3 separate regions of the Homo sapiens genome follow, and all the other regions are linked to region 2. The links are chromatin loops, found by intact Hi-C in ENCODE. Cell type or tissue: PC-9. All regions are shown on one strand.

Evidence for each region. Peaks named below come from ENCODE experiments on the same cell type or tissue, not always from the same donor. Only the 100,000 strongest peaks of a DNase experiment are listed, where the experiment ranks them.
Region 1: a loop joins it to region 2, with 8 times the contacts of the local background. A loop is called at or near these places in 20 of 110 quality-filtered maps.
Region 3: a loop joins it to region 2, with 13 times the contacts of the local background. A loop is called at or near these places in 2 of 110 quality-filtered maps.

Annotation. Positions count from the first base shown.
Region 1 is chr21:35,837,516-35,842,515 of GRCh38, reverse strand. No RefSeq gene overlaps it. Among named protein-coding and RNA genes, the nearest start is that of MIR802, 120 kb to the right of the region's middle. In PC-9, CTCF peaks have their summits at 1,930 and 2,130 (motif pointing right); no DNase peak of the experiment used is centred here.
Region 2 is chr21:35,398,058-35,403,057 of GRCh38, reverse strand. The region is part of intron 2 of LOC100506403 (a long non-coding RNA gene); the gene reads left to right. Among named protein-coding and RNA genes, the nearest start is that of MIR802, 320 kb to the left of the region's middle. RefSeq lists a silencer at 2,273-2,567. In PC-9, CTCF peaks have their summits at 2,216 and 2,423 (motif pointing right); a DNase peak (open chromatin) is centred at 2,437; H3K27ac peaks cover 2,190 bases.
Region 3 is chr21:35,230,329-35,235,328 of GRCh38, reverse strand. No RefSeq gene overlaps it. Among named protein-coding and RNA genes, the nearest start is that of RUNX1, 180 kb to the right of the region's middle. RefSeq lists enhancers at 1-1,390, 2,503-2,797, 2,073-3,272. In PC-9, no CTCF peak of the experiment used is centred here; DNase peaks (open chromatin) are centred at 2,588 and 4,008; H3K4me3 peaks cover 398 bases; H3K27ac peaks cover 3,322 bases.

The sequences.
Region 1 (5,000 bases), 440 kb before region 2:
TGGCATTGGTTGCATTCACAATGTTGTATGGCCAACACTTCTGTCTAGTTTGAAACATTTCCATCACTCCAAAGTAAAGCCCCAGACCCATCAAGCAATTTCTCCCCATTCCCTCCTCCCCCTCAGCTTCTACAGGCACCAGTCTGTTTTCTGTCTTTGTGGATTTATGAATAGCTCATACAAATGGAACCATACAACGTGTAGCTTTTTGTATCCAACTTCTTTCACTTAGCGTCGTGTTTTCGAGGTTCATCCACATGTAAATCCTGCGGAAGAGCTTTTCTTCTGCTTAATGCTGATATATTAGCCCATCTTCATACTGCTATGAAGAAATACCCGAGACTGGGTAATTTATAAAGAGAAAGAGGTTTAATAGACTCAGTTTCACAGGGCTGGGGAGGCCTCACAAGCATGGTGGAAGACGAAGGAAGGGCAAAGGGACTTCTTACATGGTGGCAGGCAAGAGAGCGTGTGCAGGGGAACTGCCCTTTATAAAACCATCAGATCTCATAAGAACTGCCCTTTATAAAACTGTCAAATCTCGTGAGACTTTTTCACTACTGCAAGAACAGAGCAGGAAAATCCTGCCCCCATGATTCAATTTCTTCCTACCAAGTCCCTCCCTCCACACGTGGGTATTATGGGAGCTACAATTCAAGATGAGATTTGGGTGGGGACACAGCCAAACCATATCAGTTTGAGTAGGCGTTTTAAGAAACGCTGATGGCCGGGTGCAGTGGCTCACGCCTGTAATCCCAGCACTTTGGGAGGCAGAAGCAGATGGATCACCTGAGATCAGGAGTTCAAGACCAGCCTGGCCAACATGGCAAAACCCTGTCTCTACTAAAAATACAAAAATTAGCCAGACATGGTGGGGTGTCTCTGTGGTCCCAGCCACTTGAGAGGCTGAGGCAGTAGAATGGCTTGAACTCAGGAGGGAGAGGCTGTAGTGAGCTGAGACTGCGCCACTGTACTCCAGCCTGGGAGACAGAGTGAGACCCTGTCTCAAAAAAAAAAAAAACAAAAAAAACCCAGGAAATGCTGATGCTTTCTAGGCCCTGGAAAGATCACCTCACCAGAGGCTATGGAGGCCAGGCTCTGTTCATGGAACCACACTCTGTCTTCTCACTCTGCTGTGTCCTGGCGTTGGCTCTGAATTAGATTCTTGGGACCTCAACATCGTCTCTTGCTCCTGGACCTTGCTACTTTCTTTCCAGCCTTTGCTTCTCACCTCCCAGATTGGCCCCCATGGTGTGTACTCAGAACTGATGCTGCCTGTCACTGAGGTTGCCCTGCCTTGGCTCTGTATATTTGGATTCAATAGATCTTGAGAGAAAATGAACCTCACAGACATCAGAGAAGAAGAGAAGACAGGAAGTGGACCTGTAAATCTCCAGCCCTTTTTATCTCGTTAGGTTGCTTTGAGGTCTCCTGGGAGAGAGGCAGGAGCAGATGGTGTCTTAATGCCTGGGCAGGAAGAAGATGCTGAATTAGGATCACTCCTAGAAAAGGTGATGAGTCAAAAGGTTTTTACCAGCACCTTGGGAGGCTGGGGCAGGTGGATTACTTTAGCCCGGGAGTTTGAGACCAGCCTGGGCAACTTGGTGAAACCCCATCTCTACAAAAAAAAAAAAAAAAAAATTAGCTGGGCATGGTGGTGCACATCTGCAGTCCCAGCTACTCGGGAGGCTGAGGCACAAGAATCACTTTAGAGGTTGCAGTGAATCAAGATTGCGCCACTAGACTCCAGCCTGGGCAACAGAGCGAGACCCTATCTAAAAAAAAAAAAAAAAGTTTTTAGTGTATACCTGAAGTAAATTCATTATCAGAATTTAAACTTAAAAATGATTTGCATATGGCTTTTTGTCTTTCATGTTTTATTGTATTTTCACTAAAAAAAACAAACCTTAATATGTAATCAGTTCTATTGCTATTTTTGACTTCACCTGTTTTGATCTTTTCCCTAATTTGTATAGTCTCACTATGTTTTTAAACATTTTTGAAGTCATAGAATTTGTCTTTCTGGAATTGGAAACTTGCATCTACTAAATTTTAATAACTTTTCTGTTGAGCTGATTGTACTTAGAGAGCACTTACTATTCAAGCAGCCCTACAGAGCCACTAGGTGGTGCTCACATGCTATTGTAAACAGATTCAGCTGTTGAAGTTAAATTATTTGGAAAAACACTTTGTCTTCATTTTAGGTAAATGCAGAAATTGGCCCTATATACTGTATGTGCTTTTTGGATTACAGATTTTTCAGCTCCCTTCTCCTTTATTGACTGCCTTTTCCACTATGGCATTATGGTTAAGCAGAAAGACTCTAGAGTAAGACTAATTTAAAACACTGGCTCTGTCATTCACTTACTCTGTAACCTTGGGTAAGTCACTTAACTTCAATTTTCTCATCTGCAATGGGATTAATAATAATACATACCTCCTGGAGTGGTTGTGAGAATTTAAAGGTAAGTATATATTAAGCACATAATGTTATATGTGTTTGCGTTTATTATTAATGTTTTTGTTTTTGTTATGGCATTGCTAATCGCTTAGACAAATGTTTCCTAGTACCAGTCCAAGGACCAGCAAAATCAGAATCACTTAAGGATCTTATTTAAGATGTCAGTTTCTGAGCTCTATACCTGGAGCATCTATTTGAGTCACTTTGGGGTAGGGCTTAGGTATGCACATTCTTCAACAGCTTCTCAGTTGATTCTAAGGCTCAGCTAGATTTGGGGATATTGTTGTCTACCCAAGTTCAATCAAAGTGTGTGAAGCTAATAATATTTACATACTAGCAATTTCCAATTCCCCTTCAGTATGTAGTGTGCATAGTCCAAAGCTCTGTCCCCTGGATTTCTTCTCTCCACTGTCATTCAAGGCCAGCTCCTGAATGAGGCAGTACTGCGGTCACTGGCTATTTTTGGCTTGTATCCTCAAACTCAGCTGACTTATGGGTCAATGATACTCTGACTTACTGATTTAATCTTGGGTATTTTCCTCCTCCATGGGCTGGTCATAAGGGACCTCCCATGTGGCCATAGGTGTGAGCTCAAGAGAGGCACTGATGCAATAATGATGAATAATATGGGGTCTGAGCTACCTGCTTGCATAGCTTGCTATGCCCTTGATGAGGATATACCGTTTCCATCTTTCCATCAATTACTGCTGCACTTGCCCAGCTGTGTGGCTTTGTGGGTGTGACAGGACCTGGCTCATCATGAATGGCTGATACTTGGTGTCCCGTGGTCAGATATGCCATGTCTTCCAGGGCCCAACAGCATGCTAGGAGCTGTTCTTTCCAAAGTTATATCGTTCTTGCTATAGTTGGCACAGTGTTGCTCTAGAACTCTTAAGTGTCTGAGTTGTGATTTGCCAATGTGGATTGCCAGACACGACAGGGTATCTTTTTCCGTCACCACTACCTCTAATGCCTTAGCAACTGCTGGGTCCTTTGGCCAAGCTGTGGGGCCAGTCGCCTTGCAGCCTGGACCTTTTGCTGTTTTGGTTCCTATTCAAAACTGGCAGCCTTTTGGGTCCCTTGCCATGTGGGTGTGATCAATATTCCCAATTGTGGAATTAATATTTCCAGAATCCAAAGAGTGTTGTGTTACATTCTTTGTTTTAGGGGAGTAAAATGTAGAATTTATTCTTTACTTTGGCCAAGTTATCCTGGCATGCTGCAGATCCTGGACTTTTAAAAGTGTACTAATGTGGCAGGCCCCTGAAGCTTCATAGAACTTTTCCTGCCTCTTTATTTATTTTATGAGTCTGACTTACAAAGGTCCCAGCACACTTGCCACTTCTTGTTCATTGGGTCTGGTTTACAAGTGTCATCACCACGATGATGTTCTGCAGAGGTCCAAGTGGCCCAGGTGTCCTCAGACAATATGATGACATGGTAGGGAGAGTTAATATAGCCCTGGGTCAGTGCTCTAAGTGAATACTGTTGTGTGTTCTGAGTGACTGTGAACTGTTTCTGATCCTCCTTTCTGATAGAGATGAAAAGAACACAGTCCCCAGATCAAAGGCTGCACAGCATGTACCTGGGGCCTGTGCTTTAGTGAAGATACAACATATGGCAAGGAAGCTTCAGAGCCAGCTGTGGGCTGCTACTTGTTTGAGTTTACAGGAGTCTGTCATCCTCCAGGACCTGTCTGGTTTCTGCAGGGACCAAATTAATTAAATGGTGATATGAGAGGGGACATACCCCTGCACCCTTAAGGTCTTTAAGGATAGTTCTAAGCTTTAAGATCCAAACCTCCCCTAACCCCTACCCCAGAATGTGCTGTTATTTTTGATTTACTGTTTTGGCTGGGGTGGACAGTTTTAGAAACTCTCCCTTGTCCTTTCTCACTGATAGCTCTTATCTCACACACCAAGAAATCTGTGGAGGTGGAGAATTGCAAACACCCTCTATTAGTCTGTTTTCATGCTACTGATAAAGACATACCTGAGTCTGGGTAATTTATAAAGAAAAAGAAGTTTAATGTACTCACAGTTCCACGTGGCTGGGGAGGCCTCACAATCATGGTGGAAGGTGAAAGGCACGTCTTATGTGGTGGCAAGCAAGAGAAGAAGTGCCAGCAGGGGAAATGCCAGACGCTTGTAAAACCATCAGATCTCGTGAGAACTCACTCACTATCATGAGAACAGTATAGGGGTAACCACCTCCATGATTCAATTATCTCCACCTGGTCTTGCCCTTGATACATGGGGATTATTGCAATTCAAGGTGAGATTTGGGTGGGGACACAGAACCAAACCATGTCATTCTGCCCCGGCCCCTCCCAAATCTCATGTCCTCACATTTTAAAACCAATCATGCCTTCCCAACAGTCCCCCAAAGTCTTAACTCATTCCTGCATTAACCCAAAAGTCCAAGTCCAAAGTCTCTTCTGAGATAAGGCAAGTCCCTTCTGCCTATGAGCCTGTAAAATCAAAAGTAAGTTAGTTACTCCCTAGATACAATGGGGGTACAGGCATTGGGGAAATACAGC
Region 2 (5,000 bases):
ACACACACACACACACACACACACACACACACACGGAGTGCCATGAGAAGACGAAGGTGGAGATGGGGTGATGCCAAGGAACAAGGATCACCAGCATCCCCAGAAGCCAGGGAGAGGCTGCAACTGATTCTCCCTCGCAGCCTTAGAGGGAACCAACCCTGCTGACACCTTGATGGTGGACTTGGAGCCTTCAGAACTCGACGACAACAAATGTCTGTTGTTTAAGGCACTCTGTTTGTGGACCTTTGTTATAGCAGCCCCAGGAGTTGAATAGGCTCACAGAGTTTCATTTGTACGTTTTTCCCATCTGAAAAATAGAATGCTGCTTTACCACAATTTATTTACCTTTGGGCAGATAAGAAATAAGCAATGGTTTGAGAGATTACCTGTAAACAAACTGAAAACCATCATACTAACAAGGAGAAATCAGAAATATATTTATTTGAGTTAAGTAACATTTTTCAAAAATTATGATTGACAACCACCCATTAGTTTACAAGTGGGAATTTTTTCCCACCCTGTAACACCCATCATTTATGAAGCTAAATATTAGTTAAGGGCCTCTGAAATTTCCAATAAAACTGCTAGAAAGATTCTTTTGATCTCTAGGCAGCTCTGAGGACAGATACAACTTCATTCCTCCTGGAAAATGCTTTGTTCTTTGGCTCCACTTAAGGAGGCAGTGGAAAAGCATATAATACATCAGGCTTTCTTTCTTTGTAGAACAAAGTTAATCCAGGTCCTTATCATAGGAAACTGCACAGGGATATAATCTTTTAGAAGACATAAATAATTCTCCATAATACTTTTGGAAATACTTTGATCTTTCTGTATACTTCTCCATTGCAAAAGGGTACTGCAAACCTTATTTTCCTTGTTTAGAGATTTGTTAAATGAAGTTAGTCATATTAGACCTTTGAAGTTGTGTTTTAAATAGAAGCTACCAAAAGGATGAAGATAATTTTACTATGTCCTGAAAAATTCTGAAAGACGTGCCAGGCAGCTGCCTCCTGTGGTTCTAGTACATAGGATGGATTCACAACACCATGGATGGACTTTTCATATATCTAATGTTCTTCTGTTCTATTAACTTTGTTAATGGACTCAAAAAGACTCTTTAAAACTTCATTCTCCCTTGAATATTTTAATATTCAAGTGAAAGATGCTTTCTCTTAGCATTCCTGCTATACCAGTTCTCATCTTCCTTCCACCCCACTGCTAGTATTGATTAGGCTGATGAAGGATTGGTGGGAAAGGACTCTGGAAAGGAAGGTAAAATCTCAGAAGGTCACATATTCCATGATAAAGATCTGAGGTTCCTTTGATGGGGGATGAGGAGCTGCTGAAGAATTTCAAACGAAGGAATGATGTCACCAGATTTGCATCTTGGAAAACCGCTCTGGAAGCAGCTTAGAGGAGGAGTCGGTGATGTTGGGGTGGGGGAATGAGACTAGAACCAGAGAGGCTCGATGGAGAAGTCATTGAAGCTGTCAAATATGGTGGCATTGTGGATAGGGAGGGTAGGCAGGAGGTAGAGATACCCAAGAAGACTGTGTCAACTGCCTAGAGCTACATGTTAGTCATTTCCCTGCTAAAAACACAAATATTATTGATTACTTGACCCAGCTGGTTAAAGTTTAGTGGTTGGTGCTATTTAATCAACAAGAAAAGAAAATCAAGAGTTATCATTGGCTGGGCACAGTGGCTCATGCCTGTAATCCCAGCATTTTGAGAGGCCAAGGCAAGAGGATCTCTTGAGCCCAGTAGTTTGGGGCTGCAGTGAGCTGTGATTGCACCACTATACTCCAGACTGTGTGACAGAGCAAGATCCTGTCTCAAAAAAAAAAAAAAGAAAATGAAAAAGAATTATCATTTTGTCCTAGATGTTCCCATCCCAACTAGGTTCATCTCATTCTAGTTAATTCAAGAAATTCCAGGTCAAGATACCTGGTCAAAGTAAACTCACGCACATTCGTAGAATTTCCTGGGTGGGACCCAGTGATGAGCTAAATTAGTATATTTCTTTGCCATCCTGGTCCACCAAACACCTCGGGGGAGGACATCCTTTTTTAATGTGTTCAGGCCATGTACGGAGAATGAGAGGTTAATTCAGCCTAAATTCCTGGTTGTGTCCAGGTGGGGCCAGCAAGCATTTGTTGAACAGCCTCTGGCCCACTGTGCTGTGAATATGTGGCCTTCTTAAGTGCAGTTGAGGGGAGTAATCCGCTGCCTCTCAGAGTGGGTCCACAGAGGTGACAGTGGGAGTCCTGCTATTTTCCTTGGTGGACCCAGTCTTGACCAAAAGCCTGAGAGAGGACCAGATGGAGTTGCTTGCAGTTTGCTAAGTTGAGGCTTTCTCCAAGTCCAGGAACAGGTAAATGCTTGCTACCAGGTAAGATTAAATCTATTTCATAAGGAAGGCCAATAGGTGGCAGAGCAATCTTTCCTATGCTGCAAAGTGAGGACATATAGAGAAATCTTCAGCAGAGCTCCCTCGCTATGCTTCCATTAGCACATACTTTAACACTTTAACGACCAGGCCATTTTAGAAGTTTTGCACATTTTATATGTTTATAGATGTTATTGCTGAACGTTGTGTAAAATATTTCCAATTAATTAAAACTTCAAGCCCTAGAACGATCAGCCAAAATATTTATAGGTATAATTTAGTTACTTGAATTTTGTCTTCTTCCTGTGGCTAGAAAACTTGTTTTCATTTTAAGGGATATTTCCTCTTTTTTGGCGCGTAGAAACAAAAGTAAAAACAATGCTAGTTTATGCTGTTTTAAAATAATCACTCTTCATTGATTTACAAGCCGAATATATAGAGAAACTTAGTCTCTGTGAATTTAGAAAGTTGAATATCTAATAAGGAGTTCACAGACATGCTAGAGTTTAGGAATCTCAGAGATGGAAAAGATCTGTTTGAAAACTTAAAATTTTGCTCTGAAATGGAAGTCAGGGTATTAACCTAGAAATCCTTCTCAATATTATTTTAACTCTATGACTTTTGCCAGTGATTTTTGTTTTTCTTTCCTGAATTAAAAAGTAAGTATTTAGAGCTAATTTAGGAACACTGAAGTGGGAAGACTTTAGAAACCATCGCAGGTGTCTTGGTGGCTTTTACAGACGGTGAATTACCGTGTCTCGGGCATTCTGTCTGCCCTGAGCAGTTATCCATGGAGCTTTCTCTAAATCTCTCTGGGGTGAGGTCAGGCATATCATTTAAGGGGACACACACACAAAAACGCCTGTAATCAGGATAAATAATATTTTAATGCTATATATTTTTAAAATCAAAATTAATGCATAAAAATCTATGATGAACAAACTGTCAAAGTCTAAATAATGACAGGATTTATAACAGTGCTGAGCTGAGCTTGTTCATGCCTAAGGCTCAGGAACGCTGATTCCATCTTTATTTAAAATTTTGATATTTTGTTCATCATGACTTTTAGCATTGATCTTGGTTTTTAAAAAATAGTACATTAAAACATGATTGATTTTGATTCCTGCATTGTTTTGTTGCCTCTTTAAATTTTGCGTCCGAGGAGAGTGCCTGGCTCTCTTCACCCTAATTCTGCTGCTGGTTGTGGTCTACTCACTCCTGTAGTTTTATCTCCCTGCTTTCTGAACAAGTTCTTCTTTAAATGTCTAGAGGCCATTCACACAAAAATGATCGTGGCCCCTGTAATGCCTGTTTGTAATCCAAAAGTAAAACACCAGTGACCTGCAAACTAAGTGTAAGGATGTCCAGCAAATTGCTACTGTTTTCCATGCCAACTTTAATTTTTTGAAAGTATGTATTATGTTCTTAAACAACTTCTTCTGTTTCTGCTCTTTTTCTTTCTGATTGGCTTGTGACTCATACACACACTTAGTCTGTGTGTAGGGGAACCTCGCTCCATTTCTGTAAAAAGCCGATTATTTCTGATGGCATTACCTTGTTCAGAGGTCTTCACAGCCCTTGCTGACTGTATCATTGCTTTTTAATCAGATCTTGAATTGAAAATATTGCTAAGGACGGAGACGTTTTCATTTTAGCCATTTGAGTATCCACATAATAGTCAAAATGAATTCAAGCCTTCAGAGGATTTGCACTGAGTCACTGCCTAATGTTGTAGGGGACAATCTGGTTTCTTTCCCACCTTTGGCTACAGGGAAACAGCCTTTCTTCTTGGGCTTTCATTCTCCCTCCCTGTTTTCTACTCCTGATCCCTGTAGAAAGTGGTTCCATTCCACAGAAAGTTAATTGATTGGATTCCCCTCTGTCTACAGCACCTTTCCACACAGCTATGAAGTTTATTCTACCATGACTGTGTGCCATCCACTTTACACAAAAAGTGTAATTCCACTTTTTGATGGAATTTTCTTGGGACTGCTTGTCACAGGCAGCATTTTTCTATGAATGGAGATAAACCTCTGTTAAAGACCAAAGTGAAAGTGTTCATTCTGCCCTATTCCTTCTTCCTCTCTAGCCAGCCATCAAATGCCTGGCAGTCTCCACCTCAGAGGAGCTGAGACTTGAGACTTGGAGGTGGGCCCAACCTAAGTGAAAACTCCAGCATTCTTGGGTTTGTTTGTTCATTGGACCTCAGAACAATAATTGATATATAGGACATACTTTTTGTAAGGCAGATTTTAGAAACATTTAAGTTAAAATACTTCAAAGCAAAAGAGATTTTTCTGCTAAGAATCAGGCTTTAGTTATTCAAACATTATCTAATCTATAGTAACTTTTTCTCCAAAAATTCCAGACATAGAAAATGTCGTTCTTAATATGTCAATTCCCAGTTTGATTTGTCATTTTTGAAATAATTAGCACAATATTTTTACTTTTATGATTATTTGATAATTTACATTTTGGGGGCTATCTTCCCTATCTTTAACTAATTCTGGAACAATCAAAGCAAAATAAAATGGCATACTTAATAAGTTAGTTATTTTTCTTCTTCCAAACATGTTTAAGCTCATGTTGGAAAGAAAGTTGGATTACTTGC
Region 3 (5,000 bases), 170 kb after region 2:
CACAAATCTTAATTTCAAATCTGTGTAGTAATCGTTATACCCAGCTTCCATTGGCATATTGAAAGACATTGAAATCCAAAAGCTAGATTTCAAGATTTGGCTTCCAACTAAGGTATTTTAAATTAGAAAACATGGTTTGTGCATCAGATTTTTTTAAGTACCTTTGCCCATCTCTCTGTTCTTTTTATTTTAAAAACCAGTGAACTCTTTTCTTGTTAACCTACCCAGCACAAGCTTGGCAAAATAATTCCAGAGGACATGTGTTACTCTCATGATTGGGGTCCAAATTAGTCTAAATTAACCTGCCGTGGCAGTCTGCAAATTCCTTTCCCTACCCTGAGCAGTTTTTTTCCTCTGCTCAACTATGGTAACTAACAACTGTGCAATGGTTCTGAAACCAAAACCACAATTGCAGTACTTATATTTAGACCATTGCCTTGTGTTGCCAATTTAGAAAAGATGTGGTTAAACCAACAGTCGCTTCGACTGCTGGCATTTCTCATGTTTTAAATTAAAAATAAGTCGATTCTTCTTCTATAACAAAATTAATTTGCCATTGACACACGAGTTAAATGACACATTCATCAAGATACTTCTCACCAATATAACAAACTGAGCATCTTACCCTAAAAGCCTCATGGGAGAGTAATTTGCCAATATTTAGTACTTATTCTGTTTCAGTGATTCCAGCAAATATAAAAAAAACTATTTTAAAGTTTTACAAAAATTTGCTGATGGTGAGATTAATTATATAACTGGCATTAATATTTGACAGTTTTCATATGTTCTGAAGACACTCTAACCAAAGGAGAAAAGTCAAAACACGTTGAGATGCCTAGTGGAAATGAGATTTCCTGTGAAAAATAAATAGCACTGATTTATTTTTGTCTTGCCTATCAGTATGTATTAATGGACACAGGAAGGTATCGGGGGAAATGTTGAGACATCCATAAACAAAGATGTGAAGACTTTTCTATCTAGAACCTTCTGAAGAATGGATAGATGTGTTGCTGTTATTCCCACCACAGTACACAAAAACGTTGGAAATGTACCTTTTCCTTAGAATTGTTCTGGATAAATTTTTCAGAAGAAGCCTACAATCTGTGGAGACACACAATCTCTCGCATGTCATAAGCCATATTATAAGTTTAATGTCCTATGGATTTAATAGAGACAATCTATGTATTAGCCAGTTGGTGACAGAAAATAATAGCAATTGATTTGCAGCAAGAAGAAGGAGGTATTTTTAGAAGAAACTTTTCTCTGTGTTAAGAAATACAGCCAAGCAGTTGAGAAAAGATTTTTAATAAAGATCTGTTGAAGTCACTTTGCGTGTGAGTGGCCTCTTGATTCTTATCTGATTATTAGGGCTAAATGCACAGTCCCTCATGTCAATGCAGGCAATTATGAAACAAAACCAAAGTTTCATTCATCAGCATTGCGTTCTGGCCACCAATGTCATTTCTTCTTTTTGTGACATGGAAGTCATACATTAATTTTATGCCCTCTTTAGCTGGTTTTCGTTCTTTCCATGGTGGTAGATGATATAACTAGTTACATGTCTTGAATAATTAGGAGCAGGTATAACATAATCTACTGAAGACCTTTTCCACATCCTATATTATCAATAAAAATGATTAAATTGGGCCTATAAAATGATAGGGTATATATCCACATTACTTTGTTTTTTGTTTGCTTGTTTTACTTATAAAAGGTAGGTGACACCGAAGTCAGATATTTGTATGTATTCTCAGCAGCAAATTTTCCTCCAAAGCTTTAGATAATAGGAATGTATTTTGAAAAAGGCTGCAACTGAATGATTGAAAATAAGAAAGGATAAATAAATTGGACAAAAAAATAAATCTGGTTAAATAATACTTTAGTTTCAGTGGAAGACAAAAGCAATAAGGGATTGAATTTACAGGATATAAACTAATTAGGAGAGGTTTTGCTTGTAGATGGAATTATTGAAAAAGACTTAGCTTCCTTTAATGAAAATCATCATCATCATTTTTAAGAGATTACAGGCTATGGAAAGATTGACAGTTAAACAAAGTGTATTAATGTGAATAAATAGGTCACTCACTGACCATCACTGAGCCACTCTGAGCAGCAATACTTTATAAACCAATATCTTAAATAGACCTGTATTGGTTAAAAAAAGTATTTAGTTAGAATGATTAACAACCAGATATTAATGATTCAATAGATGTCATTCTTATTATTGCCAGAGAAGGGTCTAAGCTCTATCTTAGGAATCAACAACCTTTGAAGTGGTCTTTTTCTTCCAGGCTTAAAACCATTGCCTTGACCTGGTTGGGCCATTGGCGAGAATGCCATGAAAACCTTAGATGTGCCGGATCCCTGACACCAATGTCCTGACCACTTCCTAACTCAGAAAATTACATTCTGATTATCGATGCTCTCTTCTCGTGGCTGTATTTTTACAAGATTAATGACGCTGGTTGGAATCTCATTTCCCCTTAGAATTAATGCTGCAAAATTAATGAGCCACCTGGTCACGTTTCAAAGGGTAAATAAATGACCATTCTTCTTATGGGTCAGGGTCAGGGATGACTCCTCTGTGACTCACAAGCCAGGAATGAACACAAGTGATTAGACTCGTGGGCCGAGAAGCCAACGGCAGTCATGAGGGTGCCCGGCAAGAGTAGTTGAAGAAGGAGCTTATCATCGTTCTCCAATCTAGTCAATAGTCTGGGTTTTCCAGGACTCTTTAGAGTTAAAGTTGCTAAGAAAAGGCAGCACACATAGCTCTGTGAGCCTCCTTGCTTTCTCAGGGTGTATGCTCTTGTGTGCATGTACACACATAAATACACACACACACACACACACATACACACACACACACAATATACATTCCATTCATGCAGGAGGTGTATTTTCCAAACTTAGCATAAGACCTAGCACCTGCTATGTGTTCAATATATGTTTGAGGAAAGAGTGGAAAAGGGAAGGAGAGAAGGAAGGGGGGAGGTAAGAACAGAGAAAGAGGAAAAAAAGGACAATTTTCTCACTGAAAAGCTTGTGAGGACTTGACCTTAAAAATCAAAACAAGGATGCAAGGTTTTCAAATCCTAATACTGTTGCAGGTTATTGTTCTCAACCCCGGGATCATCCAAAAGTGACAAAATTCCTAAGAGACGTTTTGGTGCCCTGAATGAAGTTCCCTGAGAGATTGCATCCAGAAATCTATATTTTTATGAAGTTCTCAGGTGAATGTAGCATTTCTCTTTGGGAACTGTGGGAACCTTTTGCTGAATTCATACCTGACTTAACCTATATTGTTGGTGCCCCATTTTTAATTTGCTCTTCAATTGGGACAGAGATTTCAAAAGGTAGAAAATGCCACAGAGACTATTGTTATACAGCTTTGCAAATGGAAGTCTAGAGATGCAAAAGCAATGTGATAAACCTCAAACAACACGGTCTAGCCTAGGACCCTTGCTTTCCCATAGTGGTCCTGAGATTTGTCAACAATGCTATATCATGTGCCCAAGCATATTTTCCAGGCTCAAGGTTGCATTCAGAACAGTTCAGTTTCTCTTAACTTGTCGGGAGACAACAGTGCCTCGTACTTAAAGGTGATGGCCCCAGAGTCAGCTGGCCCATGTTTGAATCCTGCCTCCACATTTAAATCCAATAGCTATTAACGTCTTGAGCAAATGCTTAACCCTGTGCCTGGGTTTTCTCACTTGTAAAATGGGCTACAAGTGTGATACTTGTACAATGAGAGAGAAGGAGGTAGAATCTGTCTCACAATACAGATTCATCAGTTACTATATTAAGTAAGTACTTAGTAGAGTCTTCAAAATGGAGCTATTCTTATATATCTAATTTCTTATATATTTTACTATGTATAGAATATCTTATATTTGTATATTTCTTAAATTCGGTATTTCTTAGCAACTTCAGCACAAAACTTGCAGACTGTGATGACTCATTTGGCACTGAGATGAATACAGGTCACACCTGGACAGCAGAGCTGCAGATGGAGCTGGCTGGCTGTCTATAGCCTTCTTCTCAGTCCTTAAACTTCCTGGTGAACAAGAATCACCCAGAGAGCTTGTTAAATATGCACACCGCTAGGCCTCATTCTCTGGAGCATCTCATTCAATGTATCTAGGGTGGGGCCCATCATCTGCTTTTTGAAGCAGGGCCCTGATTACACACACCATGGGCCAGGCTTTGAGACATGGCTTTATCCCACATAGAACCAAGTCTGCGTCCTTTCATCATGCTGCCTTCATCTCTCTGACAGCATGTGGGTGGAACATCAGGGACCAAGTCAGAGGTCTCTTGCAAGATTTGCAGGTCCTAAAGGCAACCACACCTGCCTCTGACCTTCCAGTGCAGAGCCTGACTTGTCTGCACAGGGCCCCTTCTTGATTGACCTGGAGGCATGTTCTCTTGTGGCAGAGTCTAGACTGAGAAGGCCGCTATCCTCATACCATTAATATATCTCTCTGGATTGAAAGCAAATGATCAGGGGAGATTGGAAAGCCTTTCCTTCTGATTTTCCCCCTCCCTTCCCCCTGGTGCAATCCCGACAATTATCTGGAGTCTCATGCACAGGCTTGGAGTTGAAGAACCCACACCAAGTTCTCCATATGTTTCGCATGGGGAGAAGGGAGGTTGCTCTTTGTGCACGTTCATCCTGGCTGGTGCACAAGCATACACACACACTCGCATCCTCATGGGCATCACGGCAGTTCTCAGGAGCATTTCCTCCCAACAGGAAGCACACTGACTGACTTCCTCCATGTGGAAGGACTGTCCTCCTCTGAAACCTCTGTGACACTCTGTCATGGCACATTTCTCATGACACTTGGCCCTTATTCCTCATGCAGTCATTCTTTAAGGATCATTTACATTTGGAGGTATAATGCAGTTGACACTCCCTCTTCTATGTGACAAATTACTTTTTTTTTTTTTTTTGAGACAGAGTCTCACTCTGTCGCCAAGGCTGGAGTGCAGTGGCA